2 separate regions of the Homo sapiens genome follow, and region 2 is linked to region 1. Evidence: read pairs that join two places in POLR2A ChIA-PET (ENCODE). Cell type or tissue: Panc1. All regions are shown on one strand. Each heading gives the region's core, and the rest is flanking DNA. Links, peaks and the distances in the headings are about the cores only.

What was found. Peaks named below come from ENCODE experiments on the same cell type or tissue, not always from the same donor. Only the 100,000 strongest peaks of a DNase experiment are listed, where the experiment ranks them.
Region 2: POLR2A ChIA-PET joins it to region 1 with 7 read pairs; 9 of 35 experiments call an interaction of 5 or more read pairs at or near these places.

The regions. Positions count from the first base shown.
Region 1 is chr14:54,823,204-54,834,065 of GRCh38, reverse strand. No RefSeq gene overlaps it. Among named protein-coding and RNA genes, the nearest start is that of MIR4308, 50 kb to the left of the region's middle. In Panc1, for the core only: no CTCF peak of the experiment used is centred there; no DNase peak of the experiment used is centred there.
Region 2 is chr14:54,876,242-54,887,103 of GRCh38, reverse strand. The region is part of intron 1 of GCH1 (GTP cyclohydrolase 1); the gene reads left to right. MIR4308 (microRNA 4308) reads left to right here and starts at 8,911; the gene lies at 8,911-8,991. It also overlaps the pseudogene FDPSP3. RefSeq lists enhancers at 4,948-5,037, 5,478-5,727, 5,848-5,897. In Panc1, for the core only: no CTCF peak of the experiment used is centred there; no DNase peak of the experiment used is centred there; H3K4me3 peaks cover 1,153 bases; H3K27ac peaks cover 908 bases.

The sequences.
Region 1 (10,862 bases), core at 1,741-9,740:
TTTGCTTAATAGGGTTTTCTGGCTAAGAGCAGACTGGAAGGTTTTGCTAAAGTTATTTCTAAAAGGGATTTTATCTAAGTCAAAGGATACTTACCTTTTCTAAGTACAGTTCAATGAAAAATAATTTTATTTTCTTTAGGTAGAGGTGATCTCTGAGAGAAGGAGCCCTCTCAATATCTCTCTCTGAGAAATGAGTATATTCCTTCTGCTTGGCAGTGGTCCGGGTAACCCACGACACCCTGGCATTTAGGCTGGCTCCCTTTGTGGGGTCAGAATTCTTCCTGGTCTAAAGTGAAGTCACTGTGGACCTGCTTTTCATTATAAGCCATCATTTTTGCTAAAGGTAGAGCATTACTAAAGTTGGAGTTGAGGCGATTATAAACAGCAGTATGGAGGATGAACCTGGAATACAGCGGATAGAAACAGTGTGGGGGTAGAGTGGTAGACGACAGGTAGAATTAGAAGGCTCTGTCCTCAGGCAAACATAGCATGGGAGGTACTTCAGTCAGAAATACAGTTTATAATAAATCAATTCTCATTTAGCCTGGAAAAGTTAACACACATGATACATGGAGGACGCAATTGAATTTTAGCCATGTAGTTGTGCACATTTTAGATCTAGAAGTCACAGAGAGTATAAACACAGAAGATCAGATTATAAAAGACCCTGTATATATATATTTGCTATTTAAAACAACAATAAATGCCTATATCATTTGCCCCAGTAATTCTTTGGGGAATTTATCCTCTAGATGTATTTATATATATATGTGTGTGTGTGAAGGTGACATTTGTATACAAGATTATTCATTGCAGCATTGTTTGTCATAAGAAAGCTCTTGTTTATTAGCTCTAAACCCAAAGTATGCAAAATGATCACATGAAGTTTTGGTTGCAATTTTTAGGGTCCTGGAAGTCCTAGCTAGAGCAATCAAGCAAGAGAAAGAAAAGACAGGCAAGTAGGAAAAGAAGAAGTCAATTTATCTCTTCACTGACAATATTACTCTATACCTAGAAAACCATAAAGACTCCACTAAAAGGCTCCTGGAACTGATAAACGACTTCAGTAAAGTTTCAGGATACAAAATCAGTGAAAACAAATTGGTAGCATTTCTGTACACCAATAATGTTCAAGCTGAGAGCCAAATCAAGAATGCAATTGTATTTACAACAGCCACAAAAAATAAAATACCTAGGAATACATCTAACTAAGGAGATGAAAGACCTCTATAAGGAGAGCTGCAAAACACTGATGAAACAAATCATAGATGACACAAACAAGTGGAAAAACATCCCATGCCCATGGTTCAGAAGAATCAATATTGTTAAAATGGCCATACTGCCCAAAGCAATCTATGGAGTCAACACTATTCTTATCAAGCTACCAATGCCATTTTTCACAGAACTAGAAAAAACTATGCCAAAATTTCTATGGAACCAAAAAAGAGTCCAAATAGCCAAAGCAATCCTAAGCAAAAAGAACAAGACCAGAGGCATTACTTGACTTCAAACTATGTTATAAGATTACAGTAGCTAAAACTGTATGGTATGGTACAAAAACAGACACATAGCCAGGCACGGTGGCTCCTGCCTGTAATCCCAGCACTTTGGGAGGTTGAGGTGGGGAGATCACATGATTCCAGCCTGGGCAACATGGTGAAACCCGTCACTATGAAAAATACAAAAAAGTAGCTGGCTGTGGTGGTGCACGCCTGTGATCCCAGCTACTCAGGAGGCTGAGGTGGGAGAATCACCTGAGACTGTGAAGTCAAGCCTGCAGTGAGCTGTGATCACACCACTGCACTCCAGCCTAGGCAATGGGAGTGAGACCCTCTCTCAAAAAAACAAAATGAAACAAACAAACAAACAAAAAACAAGCACATAGACCAATGAAACCGAATAGAGAACCCGGAAATAAAGCTGCACACCTACAGCCATCTGATCTTTAACAAAGTCAACCAAAATAAGCAACGAGGAACAGAATCTCTGTACAATAAATTGTGCTGGGATAGCTGTATAGCCATAAATAGAATGAAACTCGACCCCTATCTTTTACCACATATAAAAATTAGCTCCACTGGTCGGGCGCCGTGGCTCACGCCTGTAATCCCAGCACTTTGGGAGGCTGAGGCGGGCAGATAACCTGAGGTCGGGAGTTCGAGACCAGCCTGACCAACAGGGAGAAACCCCGTCTCTACTGAAAATACAAAATTAGCTGGGCGTGGTGGTGTATGCCTGTAATCCCAGCTACTTGGGAGTCTGAGGCAGGAGAATTGCTTGAACCTGGGAGGCAGACGTTGCAGTGAGCAGAGATCACGCCATTGCACTCCAGCCTGGGCAACAAGAGCAAAACTCCATCTCAAAAAAAAAAAAAAAAAAATTAGCTCAAGATGTATTAACGATTTAGATGTAAGACCTCAAACTATAAGAATCCTAGAAGAAAACCTAGGAAACCCCATTCTGGACATCAGCCTTGGAAAAGAATTTATGACTAAATTCTCAAAAGCAATTGCAACAAAAACAAAAATGGACAAGTAGGAGCTAATTAAAGAGCTTCTGCACAGCAAAAAAAAAAAAAAAAAAAAAAAAAAAACTATCAACAGAGTAAACTAACAACCTACAGGATGGAAGAAAATATTTGCAAACTGCACTAAGCAAAGCTCTAATATCCAGATTTTATAAGGAACTTCAACAATTGAACAAGCAAAAAACAAATAACCCAATTAAAAATGCGTGAAGGACATGAACAGACACTGCTCAAAAGATGACATACAAGCAGCCAACAACATATGAAAAAACACTCCACATCACTAATCAACAGAAAAATACAAATCAAAACCACAATGAAATATCATCTAACACCAGTCAGAATGGCTATTATTAAAAAGTCAAAAAACAACAGATGCTGGCTAGGCTGTGTAGAAAAGGAACGCTTATACTCTGCTGGTGGGAATGTAAATTAGTTCAGCCACTGTGGAAAGCAGTTTGGAGATTTCTCAAAGAACTTAAAACAGAACTAATTCAATCCAGCTATCCCATTACTGGCATATATCCAAAAGAAAATAAATCATTCTACCAAAAAGACACATGCACTCATATGATCACCACAGTACTATTCATGATAGCAAAGACATGGAATCAACCTAGATGCCCATCACTGGTGGATTAGATAAAGAAAACGTGGCACATATACACCGTGGAATACTACACAGCCATAAAAAAGAATGAAATCATGTCCTTTGAAACAACATGAGTGCAGCTGGAGGCCATTCTCTTAAGAAATTAACACAGGAACAGAAAACCAAATACTCTGCGTTCTCACTTATAAGTGGGAGCTAAACATTGGATACTCGGGATATAAAGATGGCAACAATAGATACTGGGGACAACTAAGGGGGGCAAAGGTTGAAAAACTAATGATGGGTACTATGCTCAGTGCCTGGGTGACAGGATCAATCATACCCCAAACCTCAGCATCACATAATATACCCATGTAACAAACCTGCATGTGTACACCCTGAATCTAAAATAGAAGTTGAAATTATAAAAATAAACAAACTAATAAATAAATAAATTTGTAGAGTCTTTCCACCAAGAGTACATTGGATTCATTTTTTTTTTTTTTAGAGATGGGGTCTTGCTATGTTGACCAGGCTGGTCTTGAACTCCTGAGCTCAAGTAATCCTCCCACCTCAGCCTCCCAAGTAGCTGGGACCACAGGCATGCACCACTGCACCCAACTTAGGTAGATCAGATTCTGATCCACTGTCCACTTTTATCTCTTGGGCTCATGCTGATCAAAGTTCTGAGGTTAGGCAGGAGCAGTTGGTTGGTTCTGGCTGAGAATCCTTCAAAGCATTAGTTAGCATCACATCTAGGGATACATGTGGACTGGGAGTCACAGCGTTCATTACTCTCTTACTTTTAGAGACTGGAGAATGGACATTTGGGGGAATTTGTTCTTGATAAAGTGTTGTGTAAGCCAACGAAATGAGGGATGCAGAACTGCCTGCCTCACCCTTTTCTTTTTACTCTTTCCCTTAGGAGTGGAAGCAAAAATTCCAGACTCTGCCTTCTGTAAAAGCCACAGTGAGGCATTACGACTTGGAAGGAAAGTTCAGACTCACATTCCTATAATTCTGAACAGACCTTTTATTTTTAAAGCAATATCTGTGCTGCATAATCTCTTTTCTAAATATGTAATTGCTCTGATAATGTACTGAATTTGGGGAAGATCATTATTTGGAGACCTAGAACTTCTGATGGTACCAGGACAGCATTCCCCCTTCTAAAGCTTTCAGATACATGGAACAAAACAAAAAGGAGTATAAATTAGAAAGATAACCGTGGCACTTTGGGAGGCTGAGAATGCAGGATTGCTTGAGGCCAGGAGTTCCAGACCAGCCTGGGCAACGTAATGAGATTTCATCTTCACAAAAAAATTTTAAAAATTAGCTAGGTGTGGTGGCATGTGCCTGTAGTCCCAGCTATGTGGAGGCCGAGGCAGGAGGATCGCTTGACCAGGAGTGAAACCCTCTCTCAAAAAAAAAAAAAAAAAAAAAGGTCACCGTGAGCTACCACTTGCCCCTGTGGTGAGAAGTTATTTGCATAATCATAATGTAAGTACTGATTACTCAGTTAACTAAAAATTGTTGTGAGATAACCTTTATCTTGGGAGGAAGGAGAAGTATGAGTTAAATCTTCATCTGTCATAACAAAGATTAGATAACATCAAAATTCATCTATCAAGAAGGAACAATTTAAGCACAATTTTTTATCAAGTAACTACCAAAGAAATAGCAAAAAGACATAAGTGATTGTCTCTTTAAGAGAGGAGGTGGGAGGGAGAAAGACAAAGAACTCTTGCTTAGATTATAAAACTTCTGTTTGTCACTATTTGATTTTTTAAAATTAGGTGCCTGTATTTACTATGTTAAAAGTGAAAAAATATATCTATATCTACACATATGGAGCCAAGAGAATATGGGTAAGCAGGATGTCTGTAATGATTATTTGAAATATCCTTGAGTGTTACAACTAAAGTGATGTTTTGGGAGAAAAGGATACAAGTGAAGTACAGTTATGTGTTGCTTAACGACACGGATTCCTTCTGAGAAATGCATCGTTAGTCGATTTCATCATTTTGTGAACATCATAGATTTTACTTCCACAAACCTAGATGGTATAGCTCACTACCCACCTAAACTGTATAGTATGGCCTATTTTTCCTAGGCTACAAACCTGCACTGAATACTGTAGGCAGTTGTGATACACTGGTAAGTATTTGTGTATCTAAACTTACTAAAACGTAGAAAAGGTACACTAAAAATAGGGTGTGGGACCCTATGAGACCGCCATCGTATATACGGTCCATCATTGACCAAAACGTCCTTATGTGGCACATGACTATGAATGAATTCTTAGATGAAATAAAGGAATCACTGCTCTCACTAACTTTATTTGGCCTGCATTTTGCATCTTTAGTTTTCTGTTATTCACAGGTGTTTGGTACTTCAGATCAGGGGTTGGCAACCTTTTTCTGGAAAATGCGTGATGGTAAAACTTTTAGACTTTGCAGGTCACATGGTTTCTGTTATAACTACTCAACTCTGCCATTCTCGTGTGGAATCCACCATAAACCATATGTAAATGAATGTGACTGTGTTCCAATATAACTTTATTCATGGACACCAAAATTTGAATTTCATGCCATTTTTGTGGCCGTGAAATATTCTTTTTTTTTTTTTCATTCATTAACAATGTAAAAAGCATTCTTAGCTCATGGACCATACAAAAACAGATGGTGGGTAGGATTTGGCCAGCAAGCCATAATTTGCAAACCCCTGCTTCAGATCTAACACATTTGTGTGGTTCCCTCCCATGCATAGCAAAGAGCTCCAGCCATCTGGGCTGCAAAGAGGAATTTACATGGAGCAGGTAAGCATCAGTTCCCCCAGCATTTGCAACTATGGAAATTTTGTCTTAAAGGGCTTCAAGGTCTTGATGGGCTCTAAGGAGTTAAACTTCATGCTTCTCCTTTTCCTCTACCCTATTCTCATTTGTTTTTACTGTCTAAGTATAGGAACATCCCTATGAAGCTCTATTTCGGTGAGTATTACATTGTTGGAAATTTCATTACCAAGACAAAAATAATGTAGGAGGTCATAGACATAGAGATGTGGGCTCTGAGTTGGGCCCCTTGGCATCAAAAGAAGCTTCTGAAGGGTTGGACATAAAGGAGATTTCATGAATGTCAGGCCCTGTCTCCACCCACAGGTGACCAGGCCAGGTGAGTCCTGGAAGTGAGGTCCTGCCTGCCCTGAGAAGACTCCCTAGAAGACAGCACCCATAGCTTCCTTCCTTGTCACCAGTAGTTGCCATTGATGGGGAGAACGCAGATCTTCCAAGTGCCTTTGTTAAGGCTTTGTTTCCTTAGGTTTAACTGTGTTGCATGCTGGAGTATAAATATGAGTGAGACTTCCCCGTCCTCAAGTCTAGGGAGAGATATATGTAATGTAAACAAATATTTGAAGCACACTGAATAAAAGCTCTATTATAGGTTGATCCCATGTTGGAGAGGGGAGTAGTGGCGATAGAGACCGAAGAGATAGGCAGAGGACATACCACAGACATGCCCTGCCCAAGAACTGATATTGAAGTTGCGAAAAGCTGGTGGAAAGATGTCAAGCAGGGGATTGTGGGTTGTAATCAGAGTTGGAGGATGGACAGCTTAGGAGGCTATTGTATTAATTCAGGGGGGATAATGAGGCTGAAACTAGGTCAGTGGCAGTGGAGGCTGAGACAAGGGAACAGCAGAGAGATTTAAGAGGGAGAAGCTGAAGGGTTTGTCTACAACTGGGTGAAGATTGGTCCAGGACAGTCCCCAGTTTGGGAGCTTGGGTGTCTGGGAATCACAGCAGCATTGACCACTGAGATAATGTTAATGAGATAAATGGTCATGTGGGAGGTCTTGGAGGGAGTAAGGTAAGCAGGGGAGCCTTCGGTTTCAGACATGTTGTTTGAGGTCCCTGTGGGACACCTAAGTGGAGACATCCAGTAATTAGCCAGTGCATAGGAGAGAGGTCTGGGCTGGAGGCAGGGATCTGAAAGTCAGCTGCAGACCAGTTAGTACACACATGGTGCTTGGAGCTGAGGTCAGCTAAGGAGAGAGTGAAGAGTGAGAAGATTGGAGAAAAGATAACTCTCCAAAGACCACCCACAATCAGAATTTGGGGAGCCATGAGAGATGGGTGTGCCCAATGTCAAGAGTGTTGTTTCCAGAAAGAGAATGTGGGTAAATCAAAGTGGATGTGTGTGCACATATGTACCTATGAGAATGTTTATTCTAGCATTGTTCATAATATTTAACAGTTGAAATAACTTACCTAACAACTGGAATAAATCATGGTATGTCCATGTGAAGGAATGAATACTACGCAGCCATTAAAATGCAAAAAAATACTCATGATTTATTAGTGAAAACACTTATTATTTAGAAAATATTTATTTAGCCACTACTTTTGTCAGGCACCATGTTAGGTGGTGCTTATTACAAAATTGTGTGTGTGTGTGTGTGTGTGTGTGTATACATTGTTTTATATATATATATAAAATAATTATATATAAAAAATAATTTATATATACATAATAAAACTATGTATGTATATAATAAAATTATATATATATATCAATGGCAACAGGCTGGGCATGGTGGCTCATACCTGTAATCCTAGCACTTTGGGAGGCCAAATCACTTGAGGTCAGGAGTTCAAAACCAGCCTGGCTAACATGGTGAAACCCCATCTCTACTAAAAATACAAAAAATTAGCTGGGCGTGGTGGCGGGTGCCTGTAATCCCAGCTACTCGGGAGGCTGAGGCAGGAGGATCACTTGAACCCAAGAGGTGGAAGTTGCAGTGAGCCAAGATTGTGCTACTGCACTCCAGCCTGGGCGACAGAGCAAGCCTCTGTCTCAAACAAACAAAGATCAATGGCAGCAAATAACATCAAAATGCATGAGCAATAGAAAATACTATTTTAGGCTAGGTGTGGTGGCTCACACTTGTAATCCCAGAACTTTGGGAGGCTGAGGTCGGGGGATCATGAGGTCAGGAGTTCGAGACCAGCCTGGCTAATACAGTGAAACCCCTTTTCTACTAAAAATACGAAAATTAGCTGGGCATGGTGGTGGGCGCCTGTAATCCCAGCTACTTGGGAGGCTGAGGCAGGAGAATCACTTGAACTCGAGAGGTGGAGGTTGCAGTGAGTCAAGATTGCGCCACTGCATTCCAGCCTGGGTGACAGAGCTAGACTCCATCTCAAAAAAAAAAAAAAAAAAAAAAAAGAAAAAGAAAAGAAAAGAAAACAAAAGAAAATTTATTATTTAATATTTATTTAGTAGTCATGTAAGTTTTCTTATTTGCCTTCTCTCTTTTTCAAATTCTATACAATGAGCTTGCATTATATTGGTAAGAAAACCCATCTAAGTAGGTAGGAAAATACCATAGAAATGCCATTGGATTTAGGAAATCATTAACCTGATAGTGCCAAAGCTACTGGAGGAATGAATGTTCCCATTCCATTTTTTGAGTAATATTTCTACTTCCTCTCGAAACCACAAGTTTAGACTTTTCCTTGAAGAAGACTGGCTACAAGAAATGCTTAAGAAGTCCTACACCTTCCTGGGTACCCCATGACCCACTCAAACAAAAATTGATTTAGTAAAGTAGATTTTCCTCCCTAATGTGGTTGGGCACCATCCAACTCATTGAGGGCCTGAATATAACAAAGATGAAAGGAGGAATTGCCTCTTTTGCTTCCTGAATGTGTGCTTATCCCTTATCCCTCAACTGGGATTTACATCTTCAGTGTTCAGGTCTTCAGACTCAGACTGAATTATATCACTGGCTCTCTAGGGTTTCTATTTTCCATATGGCAGATTATGGGACTTCTCAACCTCCATTATTGCATAAGCAATTCCTCATAATCAATCTCAGTCTCTCACTCTCTACACACACACACACACACACACACACACACATGAATGTGTATTACATGTATATGAGTGTGTGTGCATGCATATGTCATCCTGTTTCTCTGGAGAACTGGTACTAAAACAATATGATTTGATTCTTTTCTCTCTTTTGTAACTTCTATAGGTATTTCCTGGGGGCTTATCTAGAATATCTTAAGCTGATAACAACTTAAACTCAATTGCATACAAAAATCCTACACTTTTAATTCCTCTCCCACATTTCATGTTATTGCTGTTACAGTTTACATCTATTCATATCATGACTCCTTTAACATATTTTTAGTTATAGTTATTTTAAATATTTTTATCTTTTAACTTTTATGCTAGAATTAAAAGTGATATACTCCCCACCATTACAGTAATAAAGTATTCTGTATTTGTCTGTATATTTACTTTTACTAATGAGTTTTAAACTTTAATATAACACTGTGTTGCTGTTTAGCATTCTTTTGCTTTAACTTGAAGAATTCCCTTTAGCATTTCTTTTAAGGCGGGTCTAGCGGTGATGAACTCCATCAGCTTTTGTTTGTCTGGGAAAGTCTCTATCTCTCCTTCATTTCTGAAGAACAATTTTGCTGGGTATTCTTGATTGTCAGTATTTTCTTTTAGCCCCTTGAATATATCATCTCACTCCCTTCTGGCCTGCAATGTTTCTGTTAAAAATTCCACTGATAATCTTATAGAGGTTCCCTTATATGTGACAAGTCACTGTTTTCTTGCTGCTTTCAAAATTCTCCTTGTCTTTGGCTTTTGGCAATTCAATAATAACATACCTCAGTGTGAATTGCTTTGGATTCATCTTGCTTGGTGTCCTTTAGGCTTCTTGGACCTGCATGTCCATTTTCTTCCCCCAAGTTTGGAAAGTTTTCAGCCATTATTTTTTGAGTAATATTTCTGGTCCTTTCTCTCTCTTCTTCTGGGGCTTCCATAATGCATCCACTAGTCTGCTTGATAGTGTCCCATAAGTTCAGTAAACTTTCTTTACTCTTTTTCATTCTTTTTTTTCTTCTTACTCCTGACTGAATTATTTCCAGTGACCTGTCTTTGAGTTAGCTGATCCTTTCCTCTGCTTTATCTAGTCTGCTGCTGAATCCCTCCAGTGAATTTTTCAGTTCAAGTGTTATGTTCTTCAGCTCCATTATTTATGTTTGGTACTTTTAAATATTTTCTATCTCTGTTGAAATTCTCAGTTTGTTCATGCATTGTTCTCTTGACCTAACTGAGCATCCTTATGACAGTCATTTTGAATTATCTGTCAGGTAAATCATATAACTCCATTTCCTTAGGGTTGGTTTCTGGAGATTTACCTTGTTATTATACTTTGAAACATCTTTGCCTGACTCTTCATTTTTCCTTAACACTCTGTGTCAGTGTCTTGGCATTAGACAAAGCAGGCACCTCTCTCAGTCTTCACAGACTGACTTTGTACAGGAGAAACAGCCTGATCAGAGGTACATATACCAATTAGCCCAGTCATAGATTCTGGGGACCTTTACCAACTCTTTCCTTCTCTATGGAGAAGCAGGTATCTGTGGTTTTTGTCTGCTAACTCTGTGCTGAGCCAGTGGGGGAGAGAAGGCAGTTATAGCATCTACCAGGCCAAACTGCCATCTCTATTTTTCCCCAGGCAGCAAGACTGTGCCAGACCCCATCAGAGCCCCTGGACTGGCAGGACAAATGCCAATTCTTTGAGAAGCCCTAGAGAAATTGGGGCATAGAATGCATGGATCCGCTGTTTCCCTCCCCAGGGGGAAGCTGAAAGCTGGGATTTTTAGTCCATTCACTCTGTGCTGAGCATCTACCAGTCAAAACAGCCATCTTCATTCTTC
Region 2 (10,862 bases), core at 1,641-9,640, 53 kb before region 1:
CAACATAGCATTACATTTCTGAATTTTCCCTCAAATAAGCCAAATAAATAGTTGGTGAAACAGTATTTTGTGACTGATGCGCACCACTTTGGTTCTGGCAGTCTCTGGGCATTAGGCCACTCTTTCTGCTCTGCTCTCCTGGCTGACAGTTTATAATGGATTTTACTTTTCTTTTAAAAAATCAGATTTGCTGTCTTTTGCTGTCATCAGCTCTGGGCCTTGTCACCACATGGCAGACTTCAACCTACAATAACCCCTGATGCGTGTTTCCTGAAGGGGACCTCTCCCCTTCAGTCCACACTTCTAGTAGGTTGAGTTCAGCCCAAGATTAAGGCTCTGGTCTGGAGTCAGAAGATGGGTCAAAATCTAGCTCTCCCACCGGCTGGTTGGCTCTTCTTCAGCAGTCAGCTAGTGTTTCCAAATGACAGTATCTGTGTCCTCATCTGTAAAGTCGGGACAATAACTGGTGTTTTTTTTGTTTTGTTTTGTTTTTTGAGACAGTTTCACTCTGTCACCCAGGCTAGAGTGCAGTGGCGCGATCTCGGCTCACTGCAAGCTCCGCTTCCCGGGTTCACGCCATTCTCCTGCCTCAGCCCCCCGAGCAGCTGGGACTACAGGCACCCACCACCGCGCCCGGCTAATTTTTTGTATTTTTAGTAGAGACGGGGTTTCACTGTGTTAGCCAGGATGGTCTCAATCTCCTGACCTCGTGATCCACCGGCCTCGGCCTCCCAAAGTGCGGGGATTACAGGCATGAGCCACCGCGCCCGGCCTATAACTGGTTTTGACTAATGCGAGTTGTGGTAGGGCTTGAAAGAAATCACAAACTAAATGTAAAATTTAATTTGAAAAATGCTGTCCAAGCAGGAACTCACATCCAGGAACAAAATGAATGGAGACCAGAAATCCAGATATGTATGCCCAAGAAAAGCAGAATTTTATCCAGGACTTCTCCCAGGTTGTCAGGATGCTGACTGAGGATGAGATGGGGCACCCAGAGACAGGAGAGTCTATTACCTGGCTCAAAGAGGTCCTGGAGTACACTGCCACTGGAGACAAGTACCACTAGGGTTTGATGATGCTGGTAGCATTCCAGGAGCTGGCAGAGCCCAGGAAACAGGATGCTGATAGTCTCCAGCAGGTCCTGTCTGGGCTGTTGTGTGAACTGCTGTAAGCTTGCCCGTTTTTTTTTGTTGTTGTTGTTGTTTGTTTTTTGAGATGGAGCCTAGCTCTGCCGCCCAGGATGGAGTGCAGTGGCACAATCTCAGCTCATTGCAACTTCCACCTCCTGGGTTCAAGTAATTCTTGTGCCTCAGCCCCCTGAGTAGCCAGGACTACAGGCGCATTCCACCGCACCCAGCTAAGTTTTGTATTTTTGGTGGAGACGGGGTTTCGCCATGTTGGCCAGGCTGGCCTCGAACTCCTGACCTCAGGTAATCCCCCTGCCTTGGCCTCCCAAAGTGCTGGGATTACAGGTGTGAGCCACTGCACCTTGTGCTGCAAGCTTTCTTCCTGGTGGCAGATGACATCAGGGATTCATCCCTCACCTTGCTGGGGGCAGATCTGCTTGTATCAGAAGCCAGGTGTAGGTTTGGATGCCATCAATGATGCTATGCTTCTAGAAGCATCTATCTATCACCTGTTGAAGCTCTGTTGCTGAGAGCAACCCCATTACCTGAACCTGAAAAAGCACTTCCTGTGGAGTTCCTATTAGACAGAGATCAGGCAGACCCTGGACCCCATCACAGCCCCCCAGAGCAATGTGGATCTTGACTGGTTCACTGAAAAGAGGTACAAATCACTGTCAAGTATAAGACAGCTTTCTACTTCTTCTACCATCCTGAAGCTGCAGCCATGTCTATGGCAGGCGTCAGTGTGGGGAAGGAATGGGCCAATGACAGGAAGATCCTGCTGGAGTTAGGAGTTCTTTCAGATTCAGGATGATTACCTTGACCTCTTTGGGGACCCTACTGTCACCACTGGCAGAGTTTGTACTGACATCCAGGACAACAGATGACAACAAATGCAGCTGACTGGTGGTTCAGTGTCTGCAATGGGCCACACCGGAACAGCACCAGATCATGCAGAAGAATTACAGGGAGGAGGCACTATATGAGGAGCTGGATCTGCTGACCATGTTCTTGGTATGTGGAAGATGGTTACAGCCACCTTATGGGTCTCATTGAGCAGTGTGTTGCACCACTGCCCCCAGCCACCTTCCTGGGGCTAGCGTACAAAATCTCCAAGCAACTGCAAGGCAGGGAGAGGAGGCTCTCAATAAATTACTGTGTAATCTTTTTTTTTGTTGTTGTTGTTGTTGTTGTTGTTGTTTTGAGACAGAGTTTCACTCTTGTTGCCCAGGCTGGAGTGCAATGGTGTGGTCTTGGCTCACTGCAACCTCTGTCTTCTGGGTTCAAGCGATTCTCCTGCCTCAGCCTCCCAAGTAGCTGGGATTTCAGGCACCCGCCACTACGCCCGGCTAATTTTTGTATTTTTAGTAGAGATGGGGTTTCACCATGTTGGCCAGGCTGGTCTCGAACTCCTGACCTCAAATGATACGCCTGCCTTGGCCTCCCAAAGTGCTGGGATTATAGGCGTGAGCCACTGCGCCCGGCCTACTGTGTAATCTTACAAAAAAAGAAAAAAAGAAAACAATGCTCTAAAAGAGAAGGGAATTTTGTTTCTGTTCCATGCATAGACCTACACAGGCTTTTTTCCTTTTGCTGTTTCCCACTTCCATATCTTATTTTATATGGTACTTTTCTTCCTTTCCCTTTCTAGGAAACCCTCCCTCCACCTTTCCTCCTACTCGACCTTTAGGCCTGGGTAAAATTTTAATCTTCAATACAATCATATTGTTTTGTCTCAGCCCACAAGTTTTCATTTATGTGAACTATCAGTTTTACAATTTAACCTCTAGTCATTCTCCAAATATTTTTACACCTAGGCCTCTTATTTCTGCAGATCTCAAGTTGCTTGAGGTCATGGTTTGATAGATTTGTTTTCAGCTCAGAACTATGAAAACTTTATTGTATTACCCTAGACATTGATTTCTAATGAGTTGGTTGTAGGATGCAACTGGTTTCTTAAGTGGGGGATATTTTTCTAGAATGTGGGTACAACTTTCTGATGTGAGGTCCTCACAAATTTTTAAACTTTGCTCCAGCAAAAAGAACCACGTAGAGGTTCTCTACCTGGGTCCTTCCTGCCTCACCTTCTTTAGGTGGAGTTGGCTCCAGTTTCCTCCTTGTCTCTGCCTCCACCCCACCCCTGCCCCAGGCCTCATAGTGTTCCACAGGAATGACGTGGTGACTGTAGTGAGGGTTACAGTGAAGAATTGCCCACTGTTTGGCCTTGCTGAACAGCAAATTTGGGCCAGCAGTGGGTCTGTTTTCTCTCTTTTCTTTTTATTTATTTATTTTTTTGAGACAGAATCTTGCTCTGTCTCCCAGGCTGGAGTGCAGTGGCGTGATCTCGGCTCACTGCAAGCTCCACCTCCTGGGTTCACTCCATTCTCCTGCCTCAGCCTCCCGAGTAGCTGGGACTACAGGCGCCTGCCACCACGCCCAGCTAATTTTTTGTATTTTTAGTAGAGACGGACTTTGTCCGTCTTAGCCAGGATGGTCACGATTTCCTGACCTCGTGATCCACCTGCCTCGGCCTCCCAAAGTGCTGGGATTACAGGCGTGAGCCACCGCACCGGGCTTTTTTTTTTTTTTTTTTTTTTTTTTTGAGTCGGAGTCTCACTCTGTCGCCCAGGCTAGAGCGCAGCGGCGCAATCTCTGCTCATTGCAAACTCCGCTTCTCGGGTTCAAGCAATTCATCTGCCTCAGCCTACCGAATAGCTGGGATTACAGGCACGCGCCACCGTGCCCGGCTAATTTTTGGACTTTTAGTAGAGATGGGGTTTCACCATGTTGGCCAGGCTGGTCTCGAATTCCTGACCTCGTGATCCACCTGCCTCATCCTCCCAAAGTGCTGAGATTACAGGCGTGAACCACCGCGCCCGGCCAGCAGTGGGTCTGTTTTCAACCCTCATGTACCCTCAGCTCTCAAGCCTGTGTGCTCCCACCCCAGCCAGTCACCAGAATCACATAGATTTTAAAACGACTTATCCTGGGTCCATCCCTACACATAGTAAATGAGATTTTTGCTGGGTAGCTTGGGACGCTATATTTTCCAAAACTCCCTGTTGATTGGCTGTATTTGGGAACCCCTGTTGCGAAGGAAGATCCCTTATCTCTTCATCTGTCACTAATGATGGTGGCTTGCGCACTCTGATGGTACTTACTTGGATGGGATTACAGATGGTTCCATCACACCCATCTGTATGAAATCTCGTGGTATAAGTGAATGTAGGATGATAAGGGACGAGCCTATTAGAGGCTTTTGAAGCAAATGGATAGTTTAATCAGATTGGTGTGTTTTTTTTTTCTGTAGAACTGCTGTGAACTAGACCTTGTTATCACCATCTGTTTCGTAAATTCCATTTTCGGTTTAACAGCTGGATTGTGAAAGATATACAAAATTATCCAGTTAAAAAACTAAATTTGGCAAGTGTGTGTGTGTTTTTAAAAATGACTCCTTGAATACACTGTTTTGATTCCTTAGACAGTTTCTAAGGCTCTAATTTTGGTCTACCAGAAATATTCAGAGTAGTAAACTGAGACCAGAAAGGCGAGTTCTTTGGCTTGGATAACTTTGAGAGTTAATAGTATACATGATTGGCAGCCTTCAGTTTTATCCAGCAATAAATCTAAACAGTTTAAAATAAGTACTTTCCCCTTACCTCAGTACAGAGAGGCCCTGGCCACTGCCATGCACATCTCAGAAGCTGAGCAGTGGGGCAGAAGGATAACTTGTAATTTGGCATCAATGTCCAACACCCTTGAGCTCTGGACTCTTTTATTCATTCCTTCTACTTTACCATTCTACATCTTGAACCACTGTGCGTGCGGTTCCCCTAAGAGGCAGTAAAGTAATTGCATCAGGGTGGAGGGATTTTATGTGCTTTCACTTTCTCATTTGATTATTTCTACATCTTACCGATAAACTTCCATGAATATTACTGTTGTAATGAGGAGCAAAATGTTAGTAAAGATAACTTTATACGTGAAAACTTGAACTCTTACCAAGAAACGTAGTGTTTGTGACAAGGCTGGCTGAGAGGATGAGAATAGCTCATCAGTACTGGGTTGGCTGAAGGAAACATGCATGTCAGTACTATTTTGAGGGCAGCTGAGAACATCTATTTCAATAGCTTTGGCTATATTTTAATAGCTAAGAGCAACATATGAATTTGTCTCTGCCAAAGATGGAGTGAAAATTTCCAAAATAACCAAACTTTTACTTTTTTTGCAATACATTAGGTCTTTCCTGCTGACAAACCTACAGTTTATGAAATAAGTTTGTGGAGCATATCAAAGCTGTGCGGCAGCTCTGTGCACTCCAGCAGATGGTGTGACTGGTTGTCTGTAGTCGTCTTAGTTTCCGCCATTGTGTCAGTCTGTGGAATGTTTGGGTTCATGCTTATTTTGGCCAAGTTTTCCAAATTCTGTCTTGGTAAGTACAAAAAGCTGTGAGTGTCGGAAGCTCTAACAAGAGGTGTACTCATGATGAAAGTGAAAGCAGAGAGAGCGATTTTTTTTTCCTCTTTGAATTTGTTTTAACATGCTCTTACTTGTAGGACAAATTTTTCAAACAGGTGGTAGAAAGCAAAACATCTTAATGCCATCTTCAGGGCAGAAGACTTTGAGTTGCAGGATGTGATTTAGGGAGGATTTTGAAAGAGTTTGCAGCACTGCGTGAAGCTGGCTGGGTCTTCCTGTGTACTCCTCCTTGCCCTCCTCCTATAGCCCCTCCATGCAAAGGTAACCTGTTTTTTTAATGTTTGTTTCTTTTTAAAATTTTTTTATTTTTATAGAAAAAACAAATGCCAGCATGTGTATGAAGACCTTAATTTAAAAAAATATTTTTATTGGCCTGGCGCGGTGGTTCACACCTGTAATCCCAGCACTTTGAGAGGCTGAGGAGGGCGGATCACCTGAGGCTGGGAGTTCAAGACCAGCCTGACCAACATGGAGAAACCCTGTCTCTACTAAAAATACAAAAATTAGCCAGGCATGGTGGCACATACCTGTAATCCCAGCTACTCGGGAGGCTGAGGCAGGAGAATCGCTTGAAGCTGGGAGGTGGAGGTTGCGGTAAGCCGAGATTGCAGCATTACACTCCATATATTATGGAGTATATATATATGGAGTATATATATATATGGAGTATATATATATATATATGGAGTATATATATATATATGGAGTATATATATATATGGAGTATATATATATATATGGAGTATATATATATGGAGTATATATATATATATGAGTATATATATATGGAGTATATATATATGAGTATATATATATGGAGTATATATATATATGGAGTATATATATATGGAGTATATATATATGGAGTATATATATATGGAGTATATATATATATGGAGTATATATATATGGAGTATATATATATGGAGTATATATATATGGAGTATATATATATATGGAGTATATATATATATATGGAGTATATATATATATGGAGTATATATATATATGGAGTGTATATATATATATGGAGTATATATTTATATGGAGTATATATATATATGGAGTATATATATATTTTATATATTATGTATTATATAATATATATTATATTATATATAAAATATATATTTTATAATATATTATTAATGAAATTTCTCACATATACAAGACTGTATGAACAAGTTTAATCAAAATACATTGGGTTTTGACAAATCTTAGTATTTTGCTATAATTGCTTTTAAAAAATACAGATAGTTTAAACTTCCTAGTTATCACTTCCTGATCCAGTTATCATCTCACTACAGAGGTAACCACTATACTGAATTTGGTCCCTAACTTTCTTTTTTTTTTTGAGATGGAGTCTTGCTCTGTTGCCCAGACTGGAGTGCAGTGGCATGATCTTGGCTCACTGCAACCTCCGCCTCCGGGTTCAAGCAGTTCTTCTGTCTCAGACTCCTGAGTAGCTGGGATTGCTTTCATGTCTTTTTTTTTTTTTTTTTTTTTTTTTGAGACAGAGCCTTACTCTGTCACCCAGGCTGGAGTGCTGTGGTGCAATGTTGGCTCACGGCAACCTCCGCCTCCCAGAATCAAACGATTCTCCTGCCTCAGCCTCCTGAGTACCTGGGATTACAGGCATGTGCCACCACACCCAGCTAATTTTTGTATTTTTAGTAGAGATGGGGTTTCACCATGTTAGCCAGGCTGGTCTTGTACTCCTGCCCTCATCGGCCTCCGAACGTGCTGGGATTACAGGCGTGAGCCACTGCGACCGGCCTCATGTCTATTTTTATACTTTCATTTTCTGTATATGTTTACAAACAACATGTAACATTGTTTTTACTTAATTTAAATGGCTCATACTCTACATATCCTTCTGCTACACGCTTTTTACACTGAATATCCTTTCAAGGATTTATAAATGCAGCCCAAATTTACTGACTTTCATTGCTGGGTCATATTTTATTGTGAGTTTACCCAAACTGTGTAATTGTTCTTCTGATTCACTCTTCTCTATTTTTGCTATTACCAACAAGATGGCAGTGATTTTTTTTTTTTTTTTTTTTTTTTTTTTGAGACAGGGACTTGCTCTGTTGCCCAGGCTGGAGTGCAGTGGTGTGATCTGAAGTCACTGCAACCTTCGCCTCCCAGGTTCAAGTGATTCTCGTGCCTCAGCCTCCCAAGTAGCTGGGACTACGGGTGCATGGCACCACATCCGGCTAATTTTTGTATTTTTAGAAGAGATGGGTTTTCACTATGTTGGCCAGGCTGGTTTTGAACTCCTGACCTCAATTGATCCACCTGCCTTGGCCTCCCAAAGTGCTGGGATTACAGGCGTGAACCACTGTGCCCAGCTGAAAATTCTTATGTTCCCTTGGCTGCATGAATTTCTTTGGAGTCCCTTCATTTAAAAATGTATTTTAAGGAAGTGAATTGGTCCAGCGTGGTGGCTCACACCTGTAATTCGAGCACTTTGGGAGGCTGAGGTAGGAGGAGCTTGAGCCCAGGAGTTCAAGATCAGCCTGGGCAACATAATGAGACTCTGTCTCTACAAAAAAATAAAAAATTAACTGGATATGGTGGCATACCTCTAGTCCCAGCTACTGGGGAGGCCAAGGTGGGAGGATTGCTTGAGTCTGGGAGATGGAGGCTACAATGAGTGGTGATTGCACTGCTGCACTCCAGCCTGGGTGACAGGACGAGACCTTGTCTCAAAAAGAAAAAAAAGTGAATCATAGAGTAAAGACAGACATATTAATTGAATAAACACAGAAGATCTATGTTTAACTCCAGCTTTGTGCATGGTGTTACAGGGAAGTGTGTAGAAGCTCCAAAGCCTTCAGATATAATGCTTAACTCAGAAACTTATAGCCCAGTGTGTCTGTGGGACGTGGGCACAAATAACCATGGTACTACGAGGCATGATGAGATAAGCGCTGTATGCTGGTGGAGGTAGCTCTGATATTAGATGGAACTATGAGGGTCTGGACCATTCTCCACCAAATCAGGATAGGCTTATCTTTGTTAGCACCTTGAGTTGATTTAATTCCAGCCAAAAGCAGAGGTGTGATGCCCTAGGCACTTCTCTCTGTCTCTTCTCTTAATTTTAAAACCAGTAGGCAGACTCCATTAGCTCTTTCCTATCCTTTAGGATGGATGCTCACTCAGATGTTCCAAGTCATCTTCCACTGTCTTTTAACTCTGTCCTTCCAGGGAGATGCGTCAGGTGTCCGGCTTCCTCAGAGAGCTGGAGTTGTTGGTGCTGATCACCAGATACTCCAGACGGCACTAATTCCTATACTATGGGTTCAGAGGGAACTCCATTGGACAGAAATTTCCTTTTGAGGAAATCTTTCCCTGGAGTTTCTTCTTACCTTTTTCCCTCACTTTCTCCACAGCAGAAACAGGTCTGTTTGTCCTTAAATATTTACCTATATATTTGAGTAGGAGCATTTTGAAGAGATGAAGTTTCTGTGTAGCAGCACAAAACATGAAATAGTTCAAACCAGGGGCACTCTGGTTCTCAGACCGGGAGCTTCAGGATCTTCTGGGAACTTGTTAGAAATGCAAATTCTCAGGTCTGCTCAGATCACCTGAAACAGAAGCCCTAGGGGTGGGGCCTAGAGATTTGTGTCTTAACAGGCCCACAGCGGGAGTCTGGGAACCCCTGTTTCGAAGTATGCTTAAATAAGCACTTGGGGGCCAGGCATGGTGGCTCATGCCTGTAATCACAGCACTTTGGGAGGCCAAGACAGGCAGATCCCTTGAGCTCAGGAATTTGAGACCAGCCTGGGCAACATGACGAAACCCCATCTCTACAAAAAAATACAAAAATTAGCCAGGCATGGTGGCTTGCGCCTGTAATCCCAGCTACTCAGGAGGCTGAGGTGGGAGGATCACCTGAGCCTAGGAGGTGGAGGTTGCAGTGAGCTGAGATTGTGCCGCTGCATTCCAGCCTGGGCAACAGAGGGAGACCCTGTCTCGAGAGAAAAAAAAAAGCACTTGGGCTTGTATTGTGGGCCTGTCTTACTATACTTTCAGAAAAGGGTCTGGCAGACTAAATACTTGAGGGATGTTACCCAGCAGTGTTATTTGTTGACATTGCTTAATTATGAATGACATGAGAAAGGTATACCTGAAAACTGACATTGTGTGGTGTTGTTGTAGACAAACCTTTAACTTGTGGAGGCTGCTTTCATTTTGTTTGTGGTTGTGACCAACCGTAGGAAACAGAATGCCATAAATCCCTGTTTCCAGGGTTACCTTCTTGCTGCTGATAACAGGCAGGAAATTAAAACAATATGTGATAGTGTTCTGTTCTTATTACCTACAGATGGTAGCTTTTAGATATGTTGGAGCAAAACATAAGTAAATATAGCAGGGAAACTTTATTACTGAAGAAAAATGATTTGGCTAGGTCAAGGTTATAGTCTGGTTCATTTTAATAAAATGGGGCATAGGCAACATATCAGTGTTCCATTATCACATGAAGCATTTAGCTGTATGAGGATCACTAGATTTTTTTTCTCTTTGATTTAATTTTGAGTATGTAAAACATTTACATGATTCCAAGGTCAAAACTGTGTAACAAATTATATTCAAAGATGCTTCCCTTTCATCCATATCCCTTCTGTCTCTTCTCTTACTGCTTTGCAGGTAATCATTTTTACTAGCTTCTGAATTTATCCTTCCAGTGTTTCTTTTTGCAGATAAGCATATACATTCATATGTATATGTCATATGTTCATAGCTCCTCCTTCCACTTTCATTACACAAAAGGCTACATACTATACTACAATTTTAAAAATTATTATTATTATTATGATTTTTAGAGACAGGGACTTGTTCTGTCACCCAGGCTGGAATGCAGTGGTGTAATCATAGCTCACTGCAGCCTCAAACTCCTATCCTGGGTTCAAGGGATCCTCCTGCTTCAGCCGCCTGAATAGCTAGGACTATAGGCACATATCACCATGCAGTACTTTATAATTTTTTTTTTATTATTATACTTTAAGTTTTAGGGTACATGTGCACAATGTGCAGGTTTGTTACATATGTATACATGTGCCATGTTGGTGTGCTGCACCCATTAACTCGTCATTTAACATTAGGTATATCTCCTAATGCTATCCCTCCCCTCTCCCCGCACCCCACAACAGGCCCCGGTGTGTGATGTTCCCCTTCCTGTGTCCAAGTGTTCTCATTGTTCAATTCCCACCTATGAGTGAGAACATGCGGTGCTTTTTGTCCTTG